2 separate regions of the Homo sapiens genome follow, and region 2 is linked to region 1. Evidence: read pairs that join two places in POLR2A ChIA-PET (ENCODE). Cell type or tissue: B cell. All regions are shown on one strand. Links, peaks and the distances in the headings refer to the core of each region. The heading gives the core; the rest is flanking DNA. Region 1 holds the start of FUT6 (fucosyltransferase 6). Region 2 overlaps RANBP3 (RAN binding protein 3).

Region 1 (10,372 bases), core at 2,217-10,216:
TCTCAACAAAAACAAAGCAACTTTCTGTGATGACGGAAATGTTCTCTACATGCAGCATCAAAATTGGTGGCCAATGAGCCCTTCAAAAGTGACCATGCTGTCGGAAAAACAGAATAGTTAATGCTAATTTTTTTTTTCATACGGAGTCTTGCTCTGTCGCCCAGACTGGAGTGCAGTGGTGTGATCTTGGCTCACTGCAACTTCTACATCCTGAGATCAAGTGATTGTCGTGCCTCAGCCTCTCGAGTAGCTGGGACTACAAGTGTGCACCATCATGCCTGGCTAGTTTTTGTATTTTTAGTAGAGACGGAGTTTCACTATGTTGGCCAGGCTGGTCTTGAACTCCTAACCTCAGGTGATCCACCTGCCTCGCCTCAGCCTCCCAAAGTGCTGAGATTACATCTGTGAGCCACTGTGCCCGGCCTGGCTAATGTTAATTTTCTTTTCTTTTCTTTTCTTTTTTGAGACGGAGTTTCACTTTTGTTGCCCAGGCTGGAGTGCAATGGCACGATCTCAGCTCACTGCAACCTCCGCCTCCCGGGTTCAAGCGATTCTCTTGCCTCAGCCTCCTGAGTAGCTGGGATTAGAGGCACGTGCCATCATGCCTGGCTAATTTTTGTATTTTTAGTAGAGATGGGGTTTCACCATGTTGTCCAGGCTGGTCTTGAACTCCTGACCTCAGGTGATCTGCCTGCCTCGGCCTCCCAAAGTGCTAGGATTACAGGCGTGCACCACGGCGCCCGGCCCAATGCTAATTTAAACTTAAAAATAGATACTGGCCGGGAGTAATGGCTTACACCTATAATCCCAATGCTTTGGGCGGCTGAGGTGGGAGGATCGCTTGATTCCAAGAGTTTGAGACCAGCCTGAGCAGCATAGCAAGACCTCAAGACCTCATCTCTACAACGAATTTTATTATTTATTATTATTATTTTGCCAGACATGGTGGCCTGTAGTCTCAGCTACTCAGGATGCTGAGGCAGGAGGATTTCTGGAGCCCAGAAGTTCAAGGCTGCTGTAAGCCATGGTTGCACTATTGCACTTCTGCTTAGACAATAGAATGAGACCGTGTCTCAAAATAAATAAATAAATAAATAACAACAAAAAATAAAAACACAGAAAACAAAAACCACAAAAAAGCACACAAGAAACAGATACTCAAAAAGAAAAAAAGCAATGACTGGTATTACAGGCAGTAATTGGGAAACTTTTGAGTACCTTCAGAACATCTTGGATGGGCAAATCTACTTCTTCACCTGTACTTTTTATGTTTGTTTGTTTGTTCTGAGATGGAATCTTGCTCTGTCACCCAGGCTGGAGCACAGTGGCGTGATCTTGGCTCACTGCAACCTCTAGCTCCCGGGCTAAAGTGATTTTCCTGCCTCAGCCTCCCAAGTAGCTGGGATTACAGGCGCCCCCCACCACACCCAGGTAATTTCTGTCTTTTTAGTAGAGATGGAGTTTCACCATGTTGGCCAGGCTGGTCTCGAACTCCTGACCTCAATTGACCCGCCCACCTCAGCCTCCCAAAGTGCTGGGGTTACAGGCATGAGTCACCACGCCCAGCCTCATTTTATGGAAACTAAATACAGATTGAGTAGTTATGACAGACATTGAATGTCTGAATTGTCTTCTGAGGGTAAAATGCACACTAGATTGCCAAGATTTAGGATGAAAAACAGAATGTCAGATATCTCAATAAAACTTTTTAAAGGCCAGGCACGGTGGCTCATGCCTGTAGTCCCAGCACTTTGAGAGGTGGAGGCGGGCGAATCACCTGAGGTCAGGAGTTAGAGACTGTCCTGACCAACATGGTGAAACCCCGTCTCTACTAAAAATACAAAAAATTAGCCAGGCGCGGTGGCGGGCACCTGTAGTCCCAGCTACTCGGGAGGCTGAGGCAGGAAAATGGTGTGAACCCGGGAGGCGGAGCTTGCAGTGAGCCAAGGTCGCGCCACTGCACTCCAGCCTGGGCAACAGAGCGAGACTCTGTCTCAAAAAAATAAAATAAAATAAAATAAAATAAATAAACTGAGTTGGTCTAAACCTTATGGTGCATAGCGGAGCTCCAGGCATGGTGACCTAGGTGTGATGAGAAGGGATTGAGAGCACAAGCGCATACCAAAGTTCTGGAAAAAGACTCAAGAGACAGCCCTCGAGGGACACTCAGAGCCCGGACTGGGAGGGAGGTTGAATTTTAACCAAGTATTCCTTTGTGCTGTCGGGCTCTTGGGCTGCCAGTGAAAGGTTAATGTTTAGAGATACATTTAATATTAATATATTATCATGTGGCCCCTGGGTTTATGGCGACCTCTTCCTAGGAGACAGTGAAGTCTTTGCCGGTGACCTTCAGGAGGGGAGATTGGGGGAAACGGGGAACGGGAGTCCAGGAGAGAGATCTCACCCAAGGTACTTTCCCTGGAAAATGATCGATCCACGCCACAAAGATCAGGATGCAAAAAAACAAAGCCAGAAAGCAAACCGCATTCTAAGCCCTCTTTTACCACCGGGAGTGGCAGAGGCAGAGAAAATCCGGGGCCAGGAAGGATGAAGGGGTGTAGGCTGCTGATGGGGTCGGGGGGCACGGGATTCTACCGCAGAGCTCTGCAAGAGAGACAGACAGACACCCACTTCCTCCTGGTTTGGCAAATCAGCCAGACCTCCCATATCCTCAGCCCACCTCGGTGCATCCAGAAAGACCCCTGCCTGCGACTAGGGGCTGCTGGCCAAATGCCAGGCCACTGCACAGCCTGCAGACCCTCCCCCAGGGATCTTGTGCCAGCCCACCCGCACTCTGAATTACAGCAGACAGGACTGAGGCTGAGGGGAGGAGGCTCGGAGCCAGGAGGCCTTTCCCTGGACCCATGCGATCCGGGTTGGGGGTGAAAGTGGGACAAGAGGCCTTACCTGGGGGGGCCAGTGTGCAGAGGGCCCTAGAGCTGAGAGGCCGCGGACGGAGTAACAGCTGGATTCTGAGGACGTGGAAGAGGCCACACCACGCAGCAGAAGGAAGGAGGAAGTGTACCCGGAGCTGAAACCAGGCCCTTTCCAACCACCACACCTGTCATCAGGTGACCCAGGGCATCCTGTCCTGGAGCCCGGACATCCTTTGAAAACAAATCGTGGGGCTCCCCTAATCCCCGTTGCAGAACCAAACAGGGTGAAGGGATTTGGAGACTCAGGTCATGCATGACCTTGCCCCACCTGTGGCTTCAATGCGATGTGGCTTTGAGTACAAAGTGAAAAGGCTGACCTGAACCACCGGTTCCCAAAGCGGGTTCCACAGGGACACCAGGGGTTCCTTGGGAGGTGGGAATGAGGAAGTGAGCAGAATTTCTACCTTTCCGCTTTCCTTCCCACCAGATCCCACCTTCTCACTCAGTTGGCCCATCACCAAATATTTCCTGAGCACTAAGTGCCAGGCCAAGGGATCTTGCAGGAAACCGGTGGGCAAGTCAGGCAACTCATGAACCTTGGAAGGGAACTTTCTTCAATTAAAATTGCAGCCTTTTGAATAAAAAAGGGATGGAAGGGCATTCCAGTTACAAGGAACAACCTTCGCAAAGGCCCTGAGGCAGCAGAAATGCAGGCATGTTGAGGAACTGCAGGAGGAGTCTCAGCAGGCTGGGTCTTCACCACTGGAGAGGAGGCAGAGCTGTTGCAGAGGCTGGGCCACGGTCAGCCATAGGGTGTTCAGCACCAAGGCAATAGGGAGCCATGTGAGGCTTCAAGCAGAGGGGTTACCATGTCGATACATGTTTTCAGATGCTCTCTTCTGGTAGGCTGGGCACAGGTCCCATATTGGTGGCAGAAGCTTCCTCCGGTGGCCTCAACAAGCCCCTCTGTGTGCCTCAAAGCCACTTCCTTTCCCCACCCACTCCTGCAGGGCAGTGCAAAGCAGAAGTCCAGGGAGCTATGCAAACTTCCTGGAATGGAGAGAAATGATCTGGAATACTGGTTTTGAGGGAGGATGACCTTAAACTCTCTCACTCCCAAGCTGGGTGCAAAGGTGACCGAGCTCAAAGCCCAGCCTCCAAGTATCACGACTGCCCTGTTCTAGAAATCATTTCTGGGAGGCTGCATCATGCTGCCTGAGTTCTACTATCTCAGTGCCCAGCCACGCCCAGACCAGTGAGGTTCTGGGAGGTAGGGATGGGCCAGGGGGTTGGGGTCTCCCAGAGCTCCAGAAGTGGCAACCTAATTCCACTCATGTCTCATTCCTTGACTGGTGAGGTTGACTGTAACTTATTAAAAAAATGACTTCTGGGGGCCGGGCGTGGTGGCTCACGCCTGTAATCCCAACACTTTGGGAGGCCGAGGTGGGCAGATCACGAGATCAGAAGATCAAGACCATCCATCCTGACTAACATGGTGAAACCCTGTCTCTACTAAAAATACAAAAAAATTAGCCAGGCGTGGTAGTGGGTGCCTGTAGTCCCAGCTACTTGGGAGGCTGAGGCAGGAGAATGGTGTGAACCCGGGAGGCGGAGCTTGCAGTGAGCCTAGATTGAGCCACTGCACTCCAGCCTGGGCGACAGTGCAAGACTCTGTCTCAAAAAAAAAAAAAAAAAAAAAAAAGACTTCTGAGGCCATGCACAGTGACTCACACCTGTAATCCCAACAGTTTGGGAAGGAGAGGCAGGAAGATCGCTTGAGCCCAGGAGTCTGAGACCAGCCTAGGGAAAACAGAGATACCCCTATCTCTCTCTTTTTTTTGAGATGGAATCTTGCTCTGTCACTCGGGCTGGAGTGCAGTGGCACAGTCTCAGTTTACTGTAACCTATGCCTCCCGGGCTCAAGCGATTCTCATGCCCCAGCCTCCCGAGTAGCTGGGACTACAGGCGCGTGACACGGCACTGGGTAACTTTCGTATTTTTTTAATAGAGCTGGTTTTCGCCATGTTAGCCAGGCTGATCTTGACCTCCTGACTTCAGGTGATCTGTCTGCCTCAGCCTCCTAAAGTACTGGGATTAGAGGCCAGGCATGAGCCACTCCGCCCAGCTGGGTTTTTTTTCTTTTTTTTTTTTGAGACAGAGTCTCGCTCTGTGGCCCAGGCTGGAGTGCAGTGGCACGATCTCGGCTCATGGCAAGCTCTGCCTCCTGGGTTCACGCCATTCTCCTGCCCCAAGTAGCTGGGACTACAGGCGTCCGCCATCACGCCCAGCTAATTTTTTTTTTTTTTTTTGTATTTTTAGTAGAGACATGTTAGCCAGGATGGTCTCGATCTCCTGACCTTGTGATCCGCCCGCCTCGGCCTCCCAAAGTGCTGGGATTACAGGCGTGAGCCACCACGCCCCGCCCCCAGCTGGGTTGTTTCTTAAGGATTCAAAATCCAAAGGTAGGTCTCTAGTGAGGGACAGTAGGGCTCTAGTCATTCCATCGATGTGATCGCTGGGCAAAGGGAGGGTGGAGGACCTTGGGCTGACCTCAGGGATGGTGCCAGAGAGAACGTGTGCTCATCCTGAAACTGCTGTGTGACTTGAGAGGTTTCCTGGTCCTCTCTGAGCAGGGCTCACCATACCAGTGCCAGGTGGGACCTCCCTGCCAAGGAGCTGAGCCCAGAGCCCAGAGTAGGGTATCATGAGGACCTCTTCCCTCAGGCTCAGGGCAAGCTAGGACCTGCTTGAGGCTTGCAGGGGCAGTTAGGCCATCTGTGCACCTCGTTGGGGTCTTGGCCCTCATTGGACCCTCCAGTGCCTTCCCTGGCCAGGGCTGGGTGGGAGATGGAGCTGCCAGCCTGCTGGAAATTTTTCTCCCCCTGGGGCCCAGGGCTGGGAGCCAAGGGCAGCTGGTGCCCAGGAGGAGGGAGAAGGCCCCACGGGCTGGGCGTGCCATGAACCACATGTGAGATCCGGGGCATACAGGGAGGCAATGGGGGTTTGAGGGCAGTGCTGGGGTTCCAGAGGGGGCAGGCCAGAGCCCCCCAACATCGGCCAGGTGGCTGGGCCTCTGCCCTCGTGGGACCCAGGGAGGGTTTCCATGTCCCTCTAAGCCTCAGAGGAAATTCCAGAGGCAGAGAAAGAGAAGTTGGGAAAGGGAGCTCTTCACTCTGACATCAGCTGAGGTAGAGGCGGAGACCACAGGGGCTCCAGGGGCGTCAGAGGACAGAGCAGCCTGTCCCCACACCTCTTACCCCCTGGGGACTGGGCCTGCCCCAGCCTGTTAGGAAGCCCTGGCCTGGCCTGCCGAGGGCCCCGTCCCCCTCCCAGGACCCGTGGCTTGCAGCCAGGTGGTGGGGAGAGGGGCCCAGGTGTGTGGTGTGGGTGGCAGGTGAGTGATGGGCCCAGCAAGGCTGGCTCAGGCCCGGGGTCACCAGAGGGTTTGGTAGAGACTCTTCAGGCCCCCCACACCCTCCCCACCCTATGCCCCTCCACCCTCCCACCTGGGCCTCAGGGAGGCATCACAGGCACCTCTGCACCTCCACTGTACAGATGGGGAAACTGAGGCTCAGAGAGCACCTGGGATTCACCACCACCACCCACGTCTTGGTCTCCCCTGGCAATTTTATTTTACTTTATTTTATTTTATATATATATATTTTTTTTGAGACGGAGTCTTGCTCTGTCACCCAGGCTAGAATGCAGTGGTGCAATCTTGGCTCACTGCAACCTCCACCTCCTGGGTTCAAGTGATTCTCGTACCTCAGCCTCCCAAGTAGCTGGGATTACAGGCGCATGTCACCACGCCAGGCTAATTTTTGTATTTTTAGTAGAGACGGGGTTTCACCATGTTGGCCAGGCTGGTCTCCAACTCCTGACCTCAGGTGATCTGCCCGCCTCCACCTCCTAAAGTGCTGAGATTACAGGCGTGACCCATTGCACCTGGCCTATTATTATTGTTATTTTTGAGATGGAGTCTCACTGTGTCGCCCAAACCGGAGTGCAGTGGCGCCATCTCAGCTCACTGCAAGCTCCACCTCCTGGGTTCACGCCATCCTCCTGCCTCAGCCTCTGGAGCAGCTGGGACCACAGGCACCCGCCATGACACCTGGCTAATTTTTTGTATTTTTAGTAGAGACGGGGTTTCACCGTGTTAGCCAGGATGGTCTCGATCTCCTGACCTCGTGATCCACCCTCCTCGGCCTCCCAAAGTGCTGAGATTACAGGCGTGAGCCACCGTGCCTGGCCGGCCTATTATTTTTTATTTAGAGACGTGGTCTTGCTATATTGACCAGGCTGGTCTTTAACTCTTGGCCTCAATCAATCCTCCTACCTCAGCCTCCCAAAGTGCTGGGATTACAGGCGTGAGCCACAGCGCCTGTCCACCCTTGGCATTTTGTAGACAGCAGCAATTTCCCTCAACCCCAGAATATTTGGAATGTTCCAGAAGTCCTCATTTACAGTCGATCCCACCTGTACCCTATAAGTGGTGGTCCTGGGCTTGAACTTGGACCTGTCTGAACTCTGAGCTCTTAACCCCTGAGGTGAGAACCTGGGGTGAGCTCTTAACCCATGGGACCAACCCCTCTAGAGTGAGGAGACACGTCATCATTTTTCCTTGCAGTATTACATCTGGAAACCGTGCCGTGATGATCTCTCTGCACCCCTCACAGGCGGCTAACAACATCACAAACAAATCAGCCAGAACCATCACTCCCGGGTGGGGCCCCAAGTAAGCCAGTTCCCCAGGGCCCAGGGCCCTCCAGGGTGAGGTCCCCAGCAGGTGAGATTCAGTGTGGCAAGGTCTCTGGGAGCAGGTCCCAGCAGGTAAAGTCCCCGACCGCCGACATCCTCAGTAGGTGCAGCCTCCAGCAGCCAAGGTCCCCAGCAGGTGAGGTCCCCAGCAGGTGAGGTCCCCAACAGGCGAGGTCCCCAGCAGGCGAGGTCCCTAGCAGGCAAGTCTTCTGGAGGGGAGAGGCTCCTGGCAGCCGTGAAGCCCAGCGTGTGAGGTCCCAGGTAAGAGAGAGGGTTGGCCACAAAGGACTCCAGCAGGTGAGGCCCCAGGCAGATGAGGTTCCCGGCAGCCCAGGCACCATGCCGGCCTCTCAGGTGAACCAAGCCGCTATGCTGCGCACCGTCTGGTACCTGGATTCCTGCTGCAGTTTCCAGCAGGCCTTGCAGAAATCCAGTGCCCAGCTGAAGGAGCGAGGCCGCAGCGTCTCCCGCCAGCGAAAGTAGCTCAGGTAGCGGGCGTGGTCCTTGTCCAGCTCCTGCAGGTACCGGGCCAGGTCCTTGGGGCTCTGGAAGTCGTCCACGTGGATGAAGGCGTCGGGTGGCAGGAACCTCTCGTAGTTGCTTCTGCTGGGGCCCAGCACCACGGGCACGGCCCAGGCCTCCAGGGCGTTCCTCCACAGCTTCTCGGTGATGTAGTCGGGGTGCAAGGAGTTCTCGAAGGCCAGGTAGAACTTGTACCGGGACAGCGTCTCCATCATGGTCCCCTTGGGCAGGGGCTTGTGGGAGCGTCCGTACACGTCCACCTTGAGATGAGCCTGCAGGCTCTGGTAGTAGCGCACCCTGGCTGAGTCCGGCTTCCAGTTGGACACCGCCCAGGCCACCAGCTCGGTCTTGGCCGAGAGGTTGAGCGGTGGGTGGGCAGGCTGGCCGGACCACGGCTCCAGCCAGCCGTAGGGCGTGAAGATGTCGGAGTCGCTGCGGTAGGACATGGTGAGATTGAAGTATCTGTCCAGGGCTTCCAGGTGCTGGCAGTTAGGGGGTGGCTCCAAGTTGAACCAGATCCAGCGCTGCCCCTGCGGCCTCGGGGAAGGTGGGAGGCGTGACTTAGGGTTGGACATGATATCCCAGTGGTGCACGATGACCATGTCTGCCTGTGGGTACACCTTGCGGTCGGCAGTGATGTGGCAGTCGGCTGTGCCGGGCACCATCTCTGAACAGCGGGACAGAGCCACAGGGATGTGGAAAGGCCATGTCCGTAGCAGGATCAGGAGGGTGGGGCGGGTGGGAGTGGTGTCCTGTCGGGAGGACCCACTGGGAGCCCTAGGGGATCCAGTGGCATCGTCTCGGGACACACGCAGGTAGGAGAAGAAACACACAGCCACCAGCAGCTGAAATAGCAGTGCGGCCAGACAGCGGCGCCATGGCCATTGTGGCTTGGCTGCACCCAGGGGATCCATGGGTCAGAGTATCTGGGAAGAGAGGAGAGAGGAGTGAGGGTCATTGATGACAATCTCCTGCTTACCAAAGCTCCGGGCCATGAGTCCTGAGAGGAGCTGCTATTATTCCTGTTTCACAGATGAGAAAACTGAGACCAAGTGACTCACAGCAAAAATCAGCACAGCTGGTGTTTGAACAAAGGGACCTTGTCCCAGAGTCCACTTCCTTCTACCTATTAGACAAGACCTTTCCTGGAATCCCCGAAGTCTTCCCCAGTCTACTGAAATACAAGTGCCCTGGAGGCAGGGGAGAAGGCATAGCCGGTCATCATTGCTTCCCATGTCACTGAGGCAAGGCTTGAATCCATGACTCAGCCAGAGAAAGGTACAATGGGACTGGGTTTTGCAGGTAATATATGAGCTGACCGGCCGAGCAGAGTGGCTCACACCTGTAGTCCCAGCACTTTGGGAGGCCGAGGTGAGCAGATCACCTGAGGTCAGGAATTTAAGACCAGCCTGGCCAACATGATGAAACCCCATTTCTACTAAAAATACAAAAATTAGCTGGGTGTGGTGGTGCACACCTGTAGTCCCAGCTACTTGGGAGGCTGAGGCACGAGAATCACTTGAACCCAGGAGGCGGAGGTTGCAGTGAGCCAAGATGACACCACTGCATTCCAGCCTGGGTGACAGAGGGAGATTGTGTCTCAAAAATAAATAAATAAATAATAGCCGGGTTTGGTGGCTCATGCCTGTAATCCCAGCACTTTGGGAGGCTGAGGCAGGTGGATCACTTGAGGTCAGGAGTTTGAGACCAGCCTGGCCAACATGGTGAAACCCTGTTTCTACCAAAAATACAAAAATAAGCCGAGTGTGGTGGCTCATGCCTGTAATCCCAGCTGCTCGGGAGGCTGAGGCATGAGAATCACTTGAACCTGGGAGGCAGAGGTTGCAGTAAGCTGAGATCATGCCACTGCACTCCAGCCTGGGTGACAGAGCAAGATTCCATCTCAAAAATAAATAAATAAATAATTTTTTTAAAAAAAGACCAGCCTGGGCAACATGGCAAAATCCCAACTCTACTAAAAATACAAAAATTTGCCGGGCAAGGTGGCATGCGCCTGTAGTCCCAGCTACTTGGGGGAATTGCTTTAGTCTGGAAGTTTGAGGCTGCAGCAAGCTGTGATCATGCCACTTAACCCCAGCCTGGGTGATGGAGCAAGACCTTGTCTTAAAAAAATAAAATAAAAGGCTGGGCTCGGTGGCTCACACCTGTAATCCCAGCACTTTGGGAGGCTGAGGTGGGCAGATCCCAAGGTCAGG
Region 2 (16,553 bases), core at 5,592-13,591, 130 kb after region 1:
GACAGCACCAAGATGACCAAACAGACACCATCCCACTCCTGCAGACGCAGGACAGACTCTGGTCTTGACCTTGGGGCATCAGTCCACAGCCAGGCAGCCCACTGATGGTGACATTCCCCCCACCATGCTCCCCGAAGCCTCGGCACACCAGGGTCTGATTCACCGTGTACAGCCAAGGCAAACACTGGAGTGAGTGGCGTGCGCGAGACCCAGGGGCTACAAGGGAGCAGGGGAGGTCAGAGGGGTCTCCAACCAGACTTCCAGGTTTCCCTAAGCAGACTTCTTGCCAACACAGCACACAGGTGCTGCTTGACAAACGTGAATGAATGCACCTATGCCAGGCAATAAATGATGTCAAAGGAATGCTGGGGGACTCTGGGACAGAGCAGCAGCGTATCCACACCATGTGTGCCACCAGGATCCTAGAGGTCTTCCGGTGCCACGCCTGTACCCCACAAGCCCAGCCCTGACCTCTGCATTTGCCTCCCTGCCAGCTGCCAGGTGACAAGATGCACAGGAAGGAGCCAGGGTTTGAGCCAGCTTGGCACTCTCCAACCCCATTTTCTTTAGGGAGCTACCCACCCCTCGTCCCCCTGTCCCCCAGTTCAGATGGAGCCAAGCTCAGCCCCAGCTCCAGGCCTGACAAGAAGAGTCCCGCATGCATCGTCTAACACATGGCACATGAACAAGGCCAGGCCTTTCGCTGGAGATCCTGGGGCTGCTGAGCTGCTGGTGAATGACCCTGAGGCTGCCAGCAATCCCATGTCACCGAGAGGGGCCTTGGACCAGAGCCAACCAGAGGTAGCAGAGTCACAGAGGGAGGGGGAAGACTAAATCTGGCCTGTGTTCGGCCCTGAGTCAAGCTTGGCCCAAAGCTAACTCTGCCCCCAGACTTTTCAGTGAAGCCAATCAGTGCTGATTTTTGCTTAAGCCAGTTTGAGCTCGATTTCTGCCCCTTGTCGCTAACAGACTCTGGCCTGAGAGAGGCGCGGTCCAGCCACTGCAGACTGAATTACACACATGCTGCACTCCAGCATCTGTGGAAGAGACCTTGGACAGGCCTCAAAGTGACGCTAAGATGCTTTCTTTCTCTTCACAGCAAGTGTCACTGCCTGATCCACTCCATATTGATGGGTTTATGGTCTGTCTCACCCATTAAGATATAAACTCCATAAGATCCGAGACTGCTTTGTTCCCCTGGGTACCCCATGGCCTGAGAACAGTACTTGGCACACTTTATGGATTCAACAAACACTTCATGAAGGGGGAGGGAAGGAGGACATTAGTGAAAATGTGAGGCGAAGACACTTGGTGCCAGGCTAGTAAGGAAGGGCTAGAAGAGAGAGAACCATTTGGATGGGAGAGGAGTGCGCGCTGGTGTTGAGAACCGTGTCGGTGGATCTGCAGGTGCACGGAAGGGACTGCAGCTATTTGAGTAACTATGGGAGGCCTGGGCAGGCTGTGGTGCCAAGGTGCTGCCCGGAGCCTTCTGGACACACGGCAGGGCTGAGGGGCATGGGCCAGGAGAGGGCCCCTCTGATGGAGCAACCCTGTCCTGTGCCTGGACATGTGACCCAGCTGGAGACAGAGGGAGGCTATGGAAGGGGACGTGAGGGTCAAGCTCTGAAAGGAGCCACCCAGAGAACAGAAAGCCAGGGTGGAGTCCAATCAGATCCTCCACAATTGCCTCCCATCTCTTGTTCCTGTACCCACCCCTGCCACCATTCAGCCCTCCTTTCCTTCTCTGCCTCTACTCTCACTCCCTTAGATCTGGCCTCCACAGAGCAGCCAGAAGCACTATCATGAAACACACACTTAAAACTGCAGTGTTGGCCGGGCGCGGTGGCTCACACCTGTAATCCCAGCACTTTGGGAGGCCGAGGTGGGGGGATCACGAGGTCAGGAGATTGAGACCATCCTGGCTAACACGGTGAAACCCTGTCTCTACTAAAAATACAAAAAATTAGCCGGGCGTGGTGGCAGGTGCCTTTAGTCCCAGCAACTCGGGAGGCTGAGCTTGCAGTGAGCCAAGGTTGCGCCACTGCACTCCAGCCTGGGTGACAGAGCGAGATTCCATCTCAAAACAAAACAAAACAAAACAAAACAAAAACTGCAGTGTCGGCCGGGCACAGTGGCTCATGCCTGTAATCCCAGCATTTTGGGAGGCCGAGGCGGGAGGATCACCTGAGGTCGGGAGTTCGAGACCAGCCTGATCAACATGGAGAAACCCCTTCTCTACTAAAAATACAAAAACTGAGCCAGGCGTGGTGGCGCAACCTGTAAGCCCAGCTACTCAAGAGGCTGAGGCAGGAGAATCACTTGAACCTGGGACGCAGAGGTTGCAGTGAGCTGAGATGGTGCCATTGCACTCCAGCCTGGGCAACAAGAGTGAAACTCTGTCTCAAAACAAAACAAAACAAAACAAAACAAAACAAAACTGCAGTGTCTCCCACAGACTAGAGGCTGAGCACCTTGAGACAGGCCACATCCAGCCACTCACCCTCCACCTCCCACTGTGGTGGCACTGAAAAGCCCGCTGTCGCTGCACGTCCCACACTTAGGGTGCACTTCTGGACTTCTGCTTGGTTTAGTCCCACTACCAAGAGCGCGTGGTTCCCCTTGTTTTCCATGGCCAGTGCTTACTCCTGCACAGACACCATCTCCTTCAGGAAGCTCCCACTGTGAGAGGCGTGCCTGCCCTGCTGCACTCCCTCCCGAGCAGGCCTTATATCCTGCCACGGGGCACGCGGAGACCACGGCCACAGCAGCTGAAACAGCCTATCACCCAGCGTACACCGCATCAACACCCTGCAATGAGTGTTTGAACTAGGCCCTCTCTCTGTCATTCATCTACACAACACCAGCTGCTACGTACTCACAAATATTTACTAAGCCCTCATTCTGTGCAGGGCGCCACAGGAAGAGTGGAGAACAGGAAGCTGAGGGCAGACGCTTCAGGAGAAAACATCTGACTGAAAGGGAGGGGCGTGTTTGCACTTGGTGACCAGGCACTGTGGAGCCCTGGCACTCCCAGAGGGGTGTGTGGTGACAGCATCTACCCCTAGATGTAAGTTCTAGAAAGTGGGGCCTCGTCTGTTCCGTTTCTCTCTGTATTCTCAGTGCCAAACACAGAGCCTCACACTTAACAGGCACTCAACCGGCAGTTAGAGGGTGAATGAAATGTCACACGCCGCAAGGACAAGGACCCAGGGAGCCATGGTCAGGGCTCTCCAGAGGAACGGAACCAAGAGGATACAGCAATAGGAGATGAACTTGGCCCATCTCGGCCCATTGGGACCCCTGCTGATGGCAGGTCTGGCATTCATGACTGACCCAGCCACTGCACTAACATGTAGAAATGAGCTTTAGTCACATCTGCACCCAAAACACAGAGCGTCAGTTACTCACGCTGCATTTCTACTCAGGCCAAAGGTTGATCAACTGCAAATCAGCACGGCTATCGCAAACAGACAAGACACACAAGCCCCATTCCAGGCAGGACCGCCCCACTGCCCCCGACCACCAGACACACGGGTTGCTGTTCGTAGCCATTCCCTATCACCAGGCTGATTCTGGCTATACCAGTGAGGAAGCAGCGTGTGAACACCGCTACCTCCAACTCAAGTTTGGGGAATGGACAGGCGGCCAGAAGTAGGGAGGCTTCAACAACCTGCTTCAATTCCTAGCCCAGCTTTTCTTTCACAGGTCAAGGGAAGATCACCACTGCAGATTTCTAGAGACCCACCATGAAGACCTTTAATATTAAAATAGGAGTCAAATGCAGACTATTTGACCCAGAATCTGTCAACCAAGTGGTTGGGTTTTTTGTTTTTGTTTTTGGTCCTGTAACATGCTCCCTGTTGAAACCTAGTTTGTAAAAAATGCAGTCTGTCTGGAGATTGACTTTACACATCCGTATATTAAGAGATTAGAAAACCAATACGAGGCACAGTGGCTCATGTTTGTAATCCCAGCACTTGGGAGGGTGACGAGGGAGGATCACTTGAGCCCAGGAGTTGAAGACCTGTCTGGGCAACATAATGAGACCCTATTTCTACAAAAAACAAACAAATAGCCAGGCATGGTGGCGCACTCCTGTAGTCCCAGCTACTTGGGAGGCCGAGGTGGGAGGACTGCTTGAGCCCAGGAGTTAGAGGCTGCAGTGAGCCATGATCGTGCCACTGCACTCCAGGCTGGGTGACAGAGTGAGACCTTGTCTCAAAAACAGAGAGAAAGGAAAGAAACTCATTTGACCAGACGCTTCTCAAAGTTATTTGACTAGGGAGTCCCCCCCATTTCCAGGGACATCCACAATGAGGCCTGAGAATGACGTTTCAAGGACCACTGTGGACAACACTGGTGTGTGAAGCGGGGGAGATTCTGAGCCCCTCTTCCTTGGACACAAGTCACCTCAAACAATGTGTGAAGTGCTCTGGCCCACCACATACTTCTTCTCTGGCCTCACCATGGCCTTCAGGGGCACTGTGCACCAAGTCCCACATGGCTGCTGCTGAATTCAGAACCCTCGTCCCATCTAGCATCCTCTACCCTGCGAACCTCCTCAGCTCACATGCCCAGACAGCACCCAGCCTGAGCCCAACAATTGTGATCCTGTGATGATCACAGACCCAGGCCAGGGAGAGTCCCCTGCTGCCCCCTGGTACCCCAGGAAAACAGCAAGGGAAGATGGCCTGGCCAGAAACTGAAAGGAGTGAGCCCCTGCTGGCATCCGGGCCCACGGTGCTGGCTCTCCCTCCCATCCCCTGCTACCCTCAACCCACTTGTGAGGCTCCGATGCAAAATGGGACCAGCTGGGATTCCCCAGGACAGGGCCGGTGTCCTGGTCCTGGTCTTTGCAGCCCCAGCGATGAGCACAGACAGGCTAAGAAGCAAGCCAGCCCCAGCACAGGAAGCTTGGCCATCTCTGCTCTCCTTTCCAACTTCTGCCAGATGTTGGGAACCCCTTAGACCTGCTTGGCCTGCCCCCCCACCTCCACCCAGTCATCCTCACGTGGCTATGGCTGTCAGGGTGCTCTGTCCCACCTAGTTGAGCCTGGGAACCACTCTGCCAGCTGCACAGAGGATGAAAAGATTCAATCCTAATATTCCCTCAGCAATTCCACACATCCCAGCACCCACTGTGCACTAAGCACTGCGTCGGCCTCTGGAGACACGTCCCTGTCTGTCTAGAGCACCCATCACACCTTATCTGAACATATGACACAGGGGAGGCACAGCAGGCCCTGGGAACATAGAGCTGGGGCTTCCAACCCAGTGAGGCTGTGAAGGGAGTGAATCAGGGAATGCTGCTGGGAGAGGGGCTGTCTGGACAGAAGGACAAGCAGCATTTGGCCACATGACCGGGAAGCACACGGCAGCAGAGTGAGGAGTGCTGGAGGAACCAGGTCAGGGTGGCACATGCAGTGGGCCTAGTACTGTGCTAATGCTTGGGACACGCCTTGGGGACAGACTGGAAAACAGGGCAGCCTGGGGGAAGAGGAGCTAAGTGGAGGTGGTAGGGTGGGGGGGGGGGTGGCACGGTGGGGGGTCACCTCCGCCCTTCCCTGGGGTCTGAGGTCTGCACATTTATACCTGCATGTGTCAGTGTAGAAGCTCCTAGGAAGGAAACTCCAATCAAATTGAAGCAGTTCCTATGACAGCTTTTTTGAGGAAAGAGCCAAAGATCTCTGCGATGAAGGTGGGGATCCTGGTGGAAGGGGGTCTCTTCCCCTGGTGGGATACAGGCTTCCTCCTGACCCTAGAGGAACTGTTCTCCTTGCAGGGGGCAGTAGGTCTCTGAGGAGGTGGGGGGCTTGAGGAGGTGGGCCCTTCCTCTAAAGCAGAAATGACCAATCTGGGACCCAGGTGGCTTGGGGGTGTGTGTGCGAAGTCCATAAAACCCTCACCCTGAACCCTGATGAAGTCACCTCTGTAATTTGGTGGACAGCATCTTTATCTAGGGAAAGGGCCCAGATACTGCCTCTTCAAAGAGTAAGGAGGGTGAAAGGAGGAGGGCGGTTTCAACAGCCCACATGTGAGAGTTAAATAGCAGGCTTCCTGGTAGCACCTCTACAAGCAGCCTCCAGGGACCAGGACTCAAAAAGGTTTTATCTGTATTTTTTCTGCCAAGAGACTGACTGGTGGCAAAACTTTGATGACAAAATGAATTCTGTGTCTATTTCAGAGGCAGCAAGGAGGGGAGAGGGTGCTGTAGAGCCCCTTGGGACAGGGTGGGTGGTGGGGGCTTCCCAGACTTAAGGAAAGGAGTGAGGTCTCTGCAGCCTACTGCAAGCAAGGAAAGGAGAAAGCAAGGAGCTGGGCTGAACCCCAGCGGTGGCCCAGGGGAGAAAGGTGAGTTTCCCAACGCTCCAGGTGAAGAAGGGTTGTAGAATCCTGTTTTACCTCTTAGACTTATCTTAGTTTCTGCCATGATATGCACAGCAAAGGCATCCACAAATGGGGTCTCCCAGACGCGTGATGGTTTCATATACGTGGCCAGCGTTCTTCGAGCACTTCTTTATGTGTTAGGTTTTATCTGCATCATGTCACCTAATCTCCACAACCACCTTAGGAGGTGGCTTACACCAACATCCTTTCACAGGAAAGGAAACGGATAATCAGGTCAAGCGACCTGTCGGAGGTGGGCCCGGGTCTTCGGGCCAGGTGGGCCGACTCTGAAGCCCCGGCCCATGCTCCTGAGTGCCACGCTCCACTCCGCTGCTGGCCAAGAACTACGTGTGCAAAAGGGAGGAGTTACCTGGACTCCAGTTTGCTTCCTCTCACCTTTTCTGTGCAGGTAGGCCTCAGAGCTACAACACATACACTCTTCCCTTTAGAGAAATGACAGCAGGAATAAAGTAGCTGTCAGTTGCTGTTCTGGATAAGCACCTATGGAGGAGCACGAACCAAACTAGGGGGCTAGTCATGAGTTCCGGGGTCAGTGAAAGGCTTCCCACAGGTCACATGACCACCTGCCTCAGCCAACACAGTGTGTGATTATCCCAATGGCTGATCCCCGACAAGACTGCAATCCTTTAAGGTTGTCAAGACAAGGATCAAAGACACATTCCAAGGCACACACTCAATGGTGACACAAGCTGCTTTCTGTCTTCATCTGTCAAATGTTCGGCCCTGGAATGCTTTGCGTAATATATTCAGAATCTAAGCTGACAACACACACACTCTCGCCTCCGCCTCTCTCCTCTTCCGTATAAACTTTCTTTCCTCACTGCTGCAGAGAATAATTTACAAAGAAGCAAGGGCAGCCCTGCCTTACAGTAAGCTTTGCTTCCCCACCAGCCCATGGCTGTCTCCAGCCTGTCATGGAGGATCTCCCGCTAAAACTAAATAGAAGAAACTACGTAGGCCTGGGAAAACACATATAAGAGAGAATCTGGAATATCTTTGCTTTTTCTGTTTATTCGCCTCCTGACTGATGACTCCAATACCTGCCAAGAAAATGCCCTCATCTAGAAAGCAATTGAGAACTCCTGACCAAACTGTCAGCAAGGTACTTGCATAAAATTAGCTTTAATCCTGGGCTGATATGTCTTAATCTTCTTACCTGTGAAAAAAATATGGAAAGCATCTCGCCAACACAAATAACAGTCTATTAAAATGTGGCAACTCCTGTAATCTGGTGACACGATCACAACCCTTCAAGTCATTTATTTTTTCAGAAATTATTATAAACAGTTCTGTGCCACAGCACAAAGGTAAATCTGTCACTGACGTGTCAGGTCTGTCCTCCAACTGATTCTTTGGTACGGAATGGAACTGATCTCAAACATGCAGTTGCTAGGTGATGCCTCTGCGGATCTCCGTGTATAGCATGCTCGGGTTCTCCAGCCCAGCTAGTGGAAGGCGGTGGGACCCTGGATGACTCCGTTCTTTTCTCAATACTCGAATATATTTCTATAACTTTCAACTGGTCTCATGGAGATTATGGGGACACACTTTTTGGAGCTGATGATATCCTACATTTTATGTACTTCTTTCTGGAATGCTCATCATCTTGGCATTACCTTCAACTACCGAACTCCAAGCCAACTTCCAACCACTCTCATCTCACCACCAGATACTTACACTTCCAACAAGCATTGCAGGGGCAACAGGCATTTGTTAAAAGGCCTTTACTGGACTCCGAGGTAGGTACTTTACATATCTAGTCTCATTCATCATAGACGCATCCCCATGACATCCTCCTCATATCCCACTCCACCCCATGAGGGCCAAGCCACATTCTGCCTTCTTTATTTCTACCTTTATCAGCCCTGCAGCCAAACCCTTCTAAGCTTCCACTCCTGCGCCACCCAGACCGTAAGCCCCGGGGGGCAGAACTTGCACTTCTGAACAGAAACCCCATAAAGTTATACAAAGTCAGCAACTCTGCCTACAACTGTATGGATGGCTGGGTTCAGTGGCTCATGCCTGTAATCCCAGCACGTTGGGAGGCCGAGGCATGTGGATCACTTGAGGAAAGGAGTTTGAGACCAGCCTGGGCAACATGGTGAAATCGTGTCTCTACCCAAAATACAAAAATTAGCTGGGCCTGGTGGGATATGTAATCCCAGCTACTCGGGAGGCTGAGACCCAAGCATCACTTGAACCCAGGAGGTGGAGGTTGCAGTGAGCTGAGATAGCACCACTGCACTCCAGCCTGGGCGACAGAGTGAGACTCTGTCTCCAAAAAAAAAGAAAAGAAAGAAAAAAGAAAAAACTGCGTGGAGAGATGGAGGATCCAGCTTTAACGGCACTTTTCTGTTCCGCCACTAGGTGGTGTGACACCAACACAGCTGAGGCAACATGCAAGTGGCTGAAGACTCGGGAAAGTTCCAGTAGAGACAACAGGAATCCCCTCCTCTCTACACGGAAGCTTACAGGAAGGAAATCCAAGAACTACAGAATTTATGCTGAGGCAGCAGAGCAAAACTGATGATACTGGAGAGCGCGGGCTCTGGTCTTTGTGTGTGTTCAAACCTGCCCTGGCCACTTACTTGCGGTTGGGATCCCAGATAAGACAATGTACCTCTGGCACAATGTCTTCATTTGCATATCAGGGCTGTTATTTCACCCCAGGCAGCTTCGGCAAGGATGAAATGAAATGCTGCACATGCCGTGTTTGGGGAAGTGGTTGGCACACAGGATGATTCCACACTGGCACTGGTAGCATTATTATGCTCGGAAGATTGCAAACATATTGATGCCACCTTAAAGCATAGGCCTTGGATTCAAGGACAGCTGCCAGTGCCCGGCAACGACAAATGCGTCAGAGTCTGACCCCTTTTAGGGGGTGGAATGGTTGGATCCAAGAGCTGCCTGGACGCCTGGGACACTCAAGGCAAACGCTCAGGTGCTCGGAATGCCTGAGCCCTTCTGAGGTCACAGGAAACAGGTGGGATCTGAAGGCAGGCCGAGCCGAGCAGCCAAGCCTTGCTCTCACCAGCAGGATCTACCAAGCACAGACTTGTGCTAGGCACCGAGCTTGCCACTGGAGACAGGAAAGAAATGGCAGACAAGGCCGCAGCTCTCTACTGGGAAAGAGAAAACAAACAAGTACCTGCTGTGTGCAGAGATAACTGGGTAGTTCTGGAGCTGGGTGCTGCAGAGAAAATACCACAGGATGGTGGGAGAGAGTGAGTGAATGGGTAAGGCCTCGCTGAAGCTCACACATGAAGGGTGAGCAGGGATGAGCCAGGTGAAGGCAGGGGATCCCAGGCAGAGGGGACCCCAAGTCAAAGGTTCTAAGGAAAGGAAGAGCCTGGAGGCCCATGTTTGGAGGGGAGGAGAACGGGAAGGGCTGGGTGGAGCCCACAGGACGTTCAGCCTTGCAGGCCATGCTGACAAATCTGGATTTATCCAGTGTAAAGGTTGGGGCCCAGGCTCTGGACTCTTAGGACCCAGTGGCCATCACCATCAATGCTGCAAAACATCCTCTCTCCTCTGAGCAGAGGGTAACTGCCTGTTTTCTCACCCTCTCCCCCAGAGAAAGGCAAGTTCTCAAGGACCGTTTCCACTCACGCTCTGCTCTCACAGATGCAACGCAGGAATTAATTCTGGGTAAATAAGTTCCCAAAATTCTCTGTGGCAAACCTGGGGGAGTTTAATTTAGCAAAGGCATTTTAAACTTACTGCAAAAGGCAAGGCCTGCCTTCTAAACATGTGTATGGAGTAACTACTACTGTCTCTAGAATTTCCTCCCTTTCTTTGAACACCATAAACAGCGACAGCGAAATGCAGTGCCCTACGCGGGTCAGTTTTCAGGGGTGAACGAGTGCCCATTACCTAGAGTTTACTGACTCACCGGGAAGGACAAGCATGAACTCCTAGACTCCATGGCTGGAGACAGGCGCACTGGCCCTAGCCAGCCCTACCTGCTTCCATGGCCTCGGGCTTCAGCCCCTGTGAAATGGTGCAGCCAGGACTCAGGCATCCCTGAAGGTTCTTCCCAGCCCTTACATTCTGTCAGGTCCTCACCCTGGACCAGAGGCAGTGTTAAAGGTCAAGGAAAAGACTGTTCTTCCTGAAGAGGGATATGATGTCCATTGAGGCCTACTCAGCTGCCAAAAGGCCAGAATAGAAAAATAAGGTTGGGAGGAAGGGCCTTAAACTCTAGCTGGCAATTAATTTATTCCTGGGTAGGTTCCTTTGATCCTATGACCAGTGGTTCTCACCCAGGAGTAACTTCATCTCCCTGGAGACACTGGTCAAAATCTGGAGACATTGTGACTGTCATGTTTGTGGGGGTGTGGAGGAAACTGTTACAGACATCTAGTGGATGGAGACCAGGGATGCTGACCAACATCCTAGGAGGCTCAGAACAGTGCCCTACCAGCAAGTGACCCAAGTCCAAATGTCAACTGAGCTGAGGGCAAGAAACCTTGCATTAATCTTGGGCAAAAAAATTGAGCTGGATCTCTAACTCACATTATACACCAAAATAAATCCCCAATAGATTAGATGGCACAAACCAGGGTGACCCCCCACCCTGGCTTCTGGGATTCACCGCCTCTCTCCCTCCCCACTCAGACTGTGGCTTTAAATGTGTACAGGCTCCTACGACCTCAGTAGGTTAGATAACTATGGAACACAAAGTCTCTTGGGTGTCAATGAAATCCCATAACCCAATGGTTCTCAAGTGGGGGCAATTCTGACATTAAGGGGACACTGGACAGTGTCTGGAGACCTTTTATCTTCTCATGACTGGGAGTGGATGGGTGGGATGACTGGGTGCTATGGCATCACATGAGTAGAGGCTAGAGGGGCTACCCAACATCCTCCAAAGCACAAGATGGCCACCACCAGCCCCAATGTCAAGAATACTGAGGTGGAAAAACCCTGGTATAACTCACAGGGTGCTTTCTCTCTACTCAGGCATCCAATTAGGAGAATCACAGCTAGAAGTAACTGACATGTATCTCCACATTCCAGTAGGTCAATTACCAGAAGTATATTCTCTCTCACACCACAATCCTCAGACTTGCGTATCATCGTTCCCATTTTACAGATGCAAGAGCTAAGGTCAGACAACTTGCCCATGTTTCTAGGGCAGAAGGCAAGACACAAACCAAGGACAGCCAATCCAGGTGCTTCCAACCATGCCACAAGTTGCCAATGGGAACCTGCTGGTCAGCTCTGGTTTAGAATTCTCCCGATGTTGGCAAGGCAGCGGAGAAACCCACACTGTACACTGAGGCTCTGCTAGCACATGCCAGTGGTTCTCAAATTTCCTGGTCTCGGGACCCTTTTCCACGCTTGTCAATGACTGAACATCCCCAAGAGCTTTTGGAAATGTGGGATGTAGCTACTACTGACACCATATTAGAAATGAAACCTAAGACAATTTCAAAATACTTAAGATTATAATAAACTCCAGAAAGGTTTAGTTAAATAACATATTTTTATGAAAAATAAGTATTTAAAAAAATCTGAGAAGAGTGGCATTATTTTACATTTTGACAAATGTCTTTAACGTCTGACTTAATAGAAGATAGCTGAATTCTCTCTCTTTTTTTTTTATTAAAGAGAGGGGCTTTGTTGCCCAGGCTGGCTTTGAACTCCTGGGCTCAAGAGATCCTCCCACCTCAGCCTCCCAAGTAGCTGGGACTGCAGGTGTTTGCCACTGTGCCCGGCCTGAATTCTCTTATCTGCTTCTATAGTTCATCTGTTGGCATATCACACATCCAATAACCTCTGGAAAAAAACTCCACTGTCCATTTTCAAGTGAATAAGAGTGAAAAAAGAGCAGATAGTGTCTTTGTGTTGTTATGAAATAGTTTTGAACTTGCAGTCCCCTTGAAAAGGTCTTGGGGACTGCAGGGCCCCGGACCATCTTTGAGAACTGCTGCCATATGCTATCTGAGTTCTAGCATTCCAAGGACACTAAATCCTAAATTACAGACCATGAGGTGCTTTATGCTAAGGTTCTAGCTAAAGAGCACTCTAAGTGTAGAGAATGCAGAGTCTAGGAGTCTGTATAATAGGATTGAAACCCAAATACCAACCAAGGTCACAGGCACTGGAAGAGAAGGAAGTGGGCTAGGCCCCAAGTAACATGGCGGAGACCACAATATCCAATCTAATCTATCCACAGGCGCAGCTGTTCCTTAGCACTGAAAAATCACTGCTGTGCAAGAATGCAGGCCAAGGGTGGTTGCTGTTTTCTGAGAGAAATCAGAAATACAATTTTTTTCCCCTCTGAAATCTCAGAATTTTAAGTGTTGGCTCCTAATTACAAACAAAAACCTAAATGGGCCAAATTAAATATGTCTGCTTGCCCTTCAGGCAAGTTTGCAACTTCTGCCTGTGGTTTTCAACTCTGGCTTCATGTTGTTAAACATCTGTGGAGCTCTTTAAAACCACAGACACCCTAGAACTCCTGGAACCATCTCCAATGGTGCAGCCCAGGCAGCAGTTTTGATTTTCCCTGACAACCTCCTTAAACAAGTGTGAAGCCCATCCAGGGCTGAGATCCATAGCTAGTGCTGTGTGGCAGCTCTAAGTGCCAAGACTACTGAGGAGGAAGCAAACTGTGGACATGTGGAAGGTGGTGGTGAGGAGCTTTACCCTGATGTCCCAGGCCACGTTATTCTCTACTGCGTAGGGCAGAGTCAAACAGAACACCGCTCCACCAGGACCCCCTAAAACAAAGAAAACATCACCACCAGACCCTGAATAGATAATGATGCAAGCCCAACTGCCTCACGATTGCTTCAAAGTACCATGGAGAGCTACCAAATGCCCAGCCAAGCCAATACCAGCCATCTCGGCAGTTTTGTGGTCCTCTGGTAAGTTTTGAGGAACGGCGCTCTCTTCTCAGATTCCCCAAATGCATCTCAACTTTCCCCAAATGGCCTTCGTCTCCCACTACACCCAGGCCTATTCACTGTCTGAACTCACGTAGGAGGGCAGAATTCAACCCCCCTTCTCCACCCCAAGCTCCTCCAAATGCCACTCGAAGCTCACCCCATTCCTGCTGCTTCTGCTCACTCTGACCACCTCAGAGGAGGAGCACACACCAGACCCAGGTTGACCCTAACACCTAATGAATGCACGAGGGTGCCGGGAAAATCCCATTTTCTGGTAAACGGAGAGGCAGGCTGAAGGCTTGTTTGAAACATTTTGCAGAAGCCCAGTGAGGGCTTTTCTGTCTATACGCAGGATCCTGGGCAAAATGGAAAGTCTCTTCAAAGAGTATAAAGATTTTGCAGCCTGGATACCCCTTGGGTACCATCAGGCCCCTTCTGCTACAGATACAGGAGGCACAGTGGAGGTGAAAGCACACATTCTGCTCTAAGCAAAAATCCCAGAATTAGTTTTTATAATAAATTCACGAGAAACTTTCCAAAAGTTGTTTAAGATAGGTTCCAACTATTTCAGTTCTAGCTAACCAATAAAAATTCAGTTGCATCTCACCCTCTCAGGGGCTAGGTTTTAAGTCAACAAGGTGCAAGCTGAGAGAAGCCAAACCACCCTCAAAAATCTCTCGACTCATACCTGGTCAGGCTTTTAAATCAGTAGTTCTCAACTGAAAGCAACTCTGCCCCCGGGGGGACACTGGGACGGAGACATTTCCACTGTCATGACTGGCGGGGATGAGGAGGGGGATGTGCTATTAGCATTTAGTGGGGTAGAGGCCAGGGATCCTCATTAAGATCCTACAGTGCACAGCGCAATCGCCCACAACAGAGAATTACCTGGCCCCAGATGTCTGTAGTGCTCAGGCTGGGATCCCTGAGATCACTAAGTGACAGGCAGGACAGAACTTAGGAGGACCCAGAGCCCAGGCCCTGCTGGTCTTCTGCCAGGGGCTCAGCCCAGGGCCAACTCTGAGTGGGGCAGGTTCACCCACACAATGGAGACTTTGCTGAACCCTTCAGCTGAATGTGTCCAGAGCAGAGTGCACTGTAGTAAAAACAGTGACCTGAGTGTTTATTACTATGAGCAGAGACTGGTGCTAAACAATGTATGTGCACTCATTCCTTCAATGCTCACAGCAACCACGAGGTGGGTGTGGTTACCATTATTCCCATTTTATTGGTGTGGAAACGGGGGGCTCAAAGAGGTTAAGAAATTTGCCCCAAATGACTCAGAGTGGACAGCGGAGTTAAAACACAAACCCAGCTCTCTGAGGACCAAAGCCTGTGTCCCCACCATCGATACCAGTGAGTCTCTCACCTGGGGGCGATTCTGCAGCCTCCCCACCCCCACTCCCCAGGGGCTGTGTCAGGAGACTTCTTCTGTTGTCATGACGACCCCGCGAGTGAGGGGAGGTGTGTGCTACTGGCATCTAGTGAGTAGGTCCAAGGATGCTACCGTGCTGCTAAGGATCCTGCAACGCACAGGACAGCCCCTCCCGCCAAAGAGAGCCATCAAAACGTCAACTGCACCACACAAAGGTGAGAGCCCTGCTTCACACTGTCTCCCGGGTTTCCACCACGCATGTCCACAGGCCAACAGGGCCTTTCATGTCAGGATCTAGAATCCAAGATTCCCTGGAGTTCAAATGTGCTTTGCTCACCCTCTTTCCAGTCTTCTTTACCTTTGCCAGGGACAAAACTCTGCCTTCAAATCCTGATGTCAGCCTACAATGCAGCATAACCCTAGAGACAGGATGAGTAATGAGTCTGGGAGGTATCAATGGGGAAATGCCAAGCAGGGGAGACTTATCCCTGGATGCAAGGGTGAAACATGCACACACACTGTCTGAGAGGAAAAGCACTCAGGTGGACTTTAAAAGTCCCAGACCACAGGAAGGGCTGTGAGAGTTGCTGTCACCATCCATGAGGCGTTCACCATGGTGACGAGGGCCAACAAGATGCTTTACACAACAGAAAACATTTCCTCGTATACAAGCAGAGGACACCTACCCTCTACTACTCAAACCAGCGGGTCTCAACCCTGCCTGCACATGAGAATCACCTGTGCTGCCACCTGTACAGAGGCCCAGAACCCACCCAACACCAGAGAGAATCGGAATCTGCAGGGCGTGGCGACTGAGCATCTGCGGTTTCAGGAAAGTTCCCCAGGGGGTACTGATGCCCAGCCGGGTGGACAGCCGCTGCTCAGCCTGACACAGAGGTGGGACTGGCCCAGAGAAGAGAGATGGCAAATGGATGGAGGAGGGACTGGGTGTGAGGGTGGAGCAACTTATGATCTCAGTCTGGAAAGGCAGAAGCCAAGAGGGCATTTGACTAGAGCTTAAACAGCAAGAACAAACACGTGACCATGGGGCAGCCCCTAAAGCTTCAAAAGGCACAGGCAAGGAGGCCCCACTTTACACAGTGAATAACAAATTAAACATCCTGGCAGGCTGTACAAGCCAAAACCAGAAATGGAGTGTTCAAGAAACACACAATGACTGATTGAAGGACGGCAGGGATATATGAGGCACAAAGTCCACCAAGATTTGATTTCCTGAGGACAGTTATCCCAGAACTAGCGTCAGGGACAACGTGCTAGGTGAGTGTGGCACTTACTAGGGAAAAAAAGTGAAGTTCAAAACATTCCATTTCTCTCTTTGGCCCTTACCAGTTCAACTATCCCATTTACAACCAATAGCTCATGTGGACAGCATATGCTAGAAACAGTATCCCCTGGAAAAGGGCAAGCCATAATTTCCCCTTTGTGCTCAAATGTATTCCTCACAACAGGGTCCTCACTGGTGAATTCATTCATTCATGCATTCATTCATTCAACCAATATTTCCTGTGTACCTACTCTGTGCCAGGCACCGTTCTAGATGCAAGGGGGCAATCAGTGATCATAACATAAAAATCCCTGACCTCATGGAGCTTACATGGGGCAAACATGCATGTAATATCTAGCATGCCGGATTGTTAAGAGCTATACAGGAAAATCAAGCAGGGTGAACGGAATAGAGAACATGGATTTAATTTGAAATAGGTGGCCAGAGAAGCTCTCATTAATAAAGTAACATATATGAGTAAAAACCAGAAGAAGTGAGCCATGGGGGTATCTGGGGGAAAACTGTTTCAGTTAGAGGAATCAGCAGGAGAAAAGGCTAAAAGCGGGGAGTGTATGCAACATTCAAG

Evidence for each region. ChIA-PET counts read pairs that join two places held together with the same protein. Peaks named below come from ENCODE experiments on the same cell type or tissue, not always from the same donor. Only the 100,000 strongest peaks of a DNase experiment are listed, where the experiment ranks them.
Region 2: POLR2A ChIA-PET joins it to region 1 with 12 read pairs; 2 of 35 experiments call an interaction of 5 or more read pairs at or near these places.

What each region holds. Positions count from the first base shown.
Region 1 is chr19:5,835,770-5,846,141 of GRCh38, forward strand. FUT6 (fucosyltransferase 6) reads right to left here and starts at 3,933. Exons shown (of 3, transcript NM_000150.4): 1 at 2,908-3,933. FUT3 (fucosyltransferase 3 (Lewis blood group)) reads right to left here. Exons shown (of 3, transcript NM_001382750.2): 3 at 7,119-9,082. The coding sequence starts at 9,070. The coding sequence ends at 7,985. In B cell, for the core only: no CTCF peak of the experiment used is centred there; no DNase peak of the experiment used is centred there; H3K27me3 peaks cover 1,311 bases.
Region 2 is chr19:5,959,331-5,975,883 of GRCh38, forward strand. The region is part of intron 1 of RANBP3 (RAN binding protein 3); the gene reads right to left. Among named protein-coding and RNA genes, the nearest start is that of RANBP3, 11 kb to the right of the region's middle. RefSeq lists enhancers at 119-767, 1,416-2,065, 2,549-2,768, 3,363-4,010, 8,648-8,942 and 2 more and a silencer at 3,039-3,088. In B cell, for the core only: CTCF peaks have their summits at 8,770 (motif pointing right) and 8,971; a DNase peak (open chromatin) is centred at 8,801; H3K27ac peaks cover 578 bases.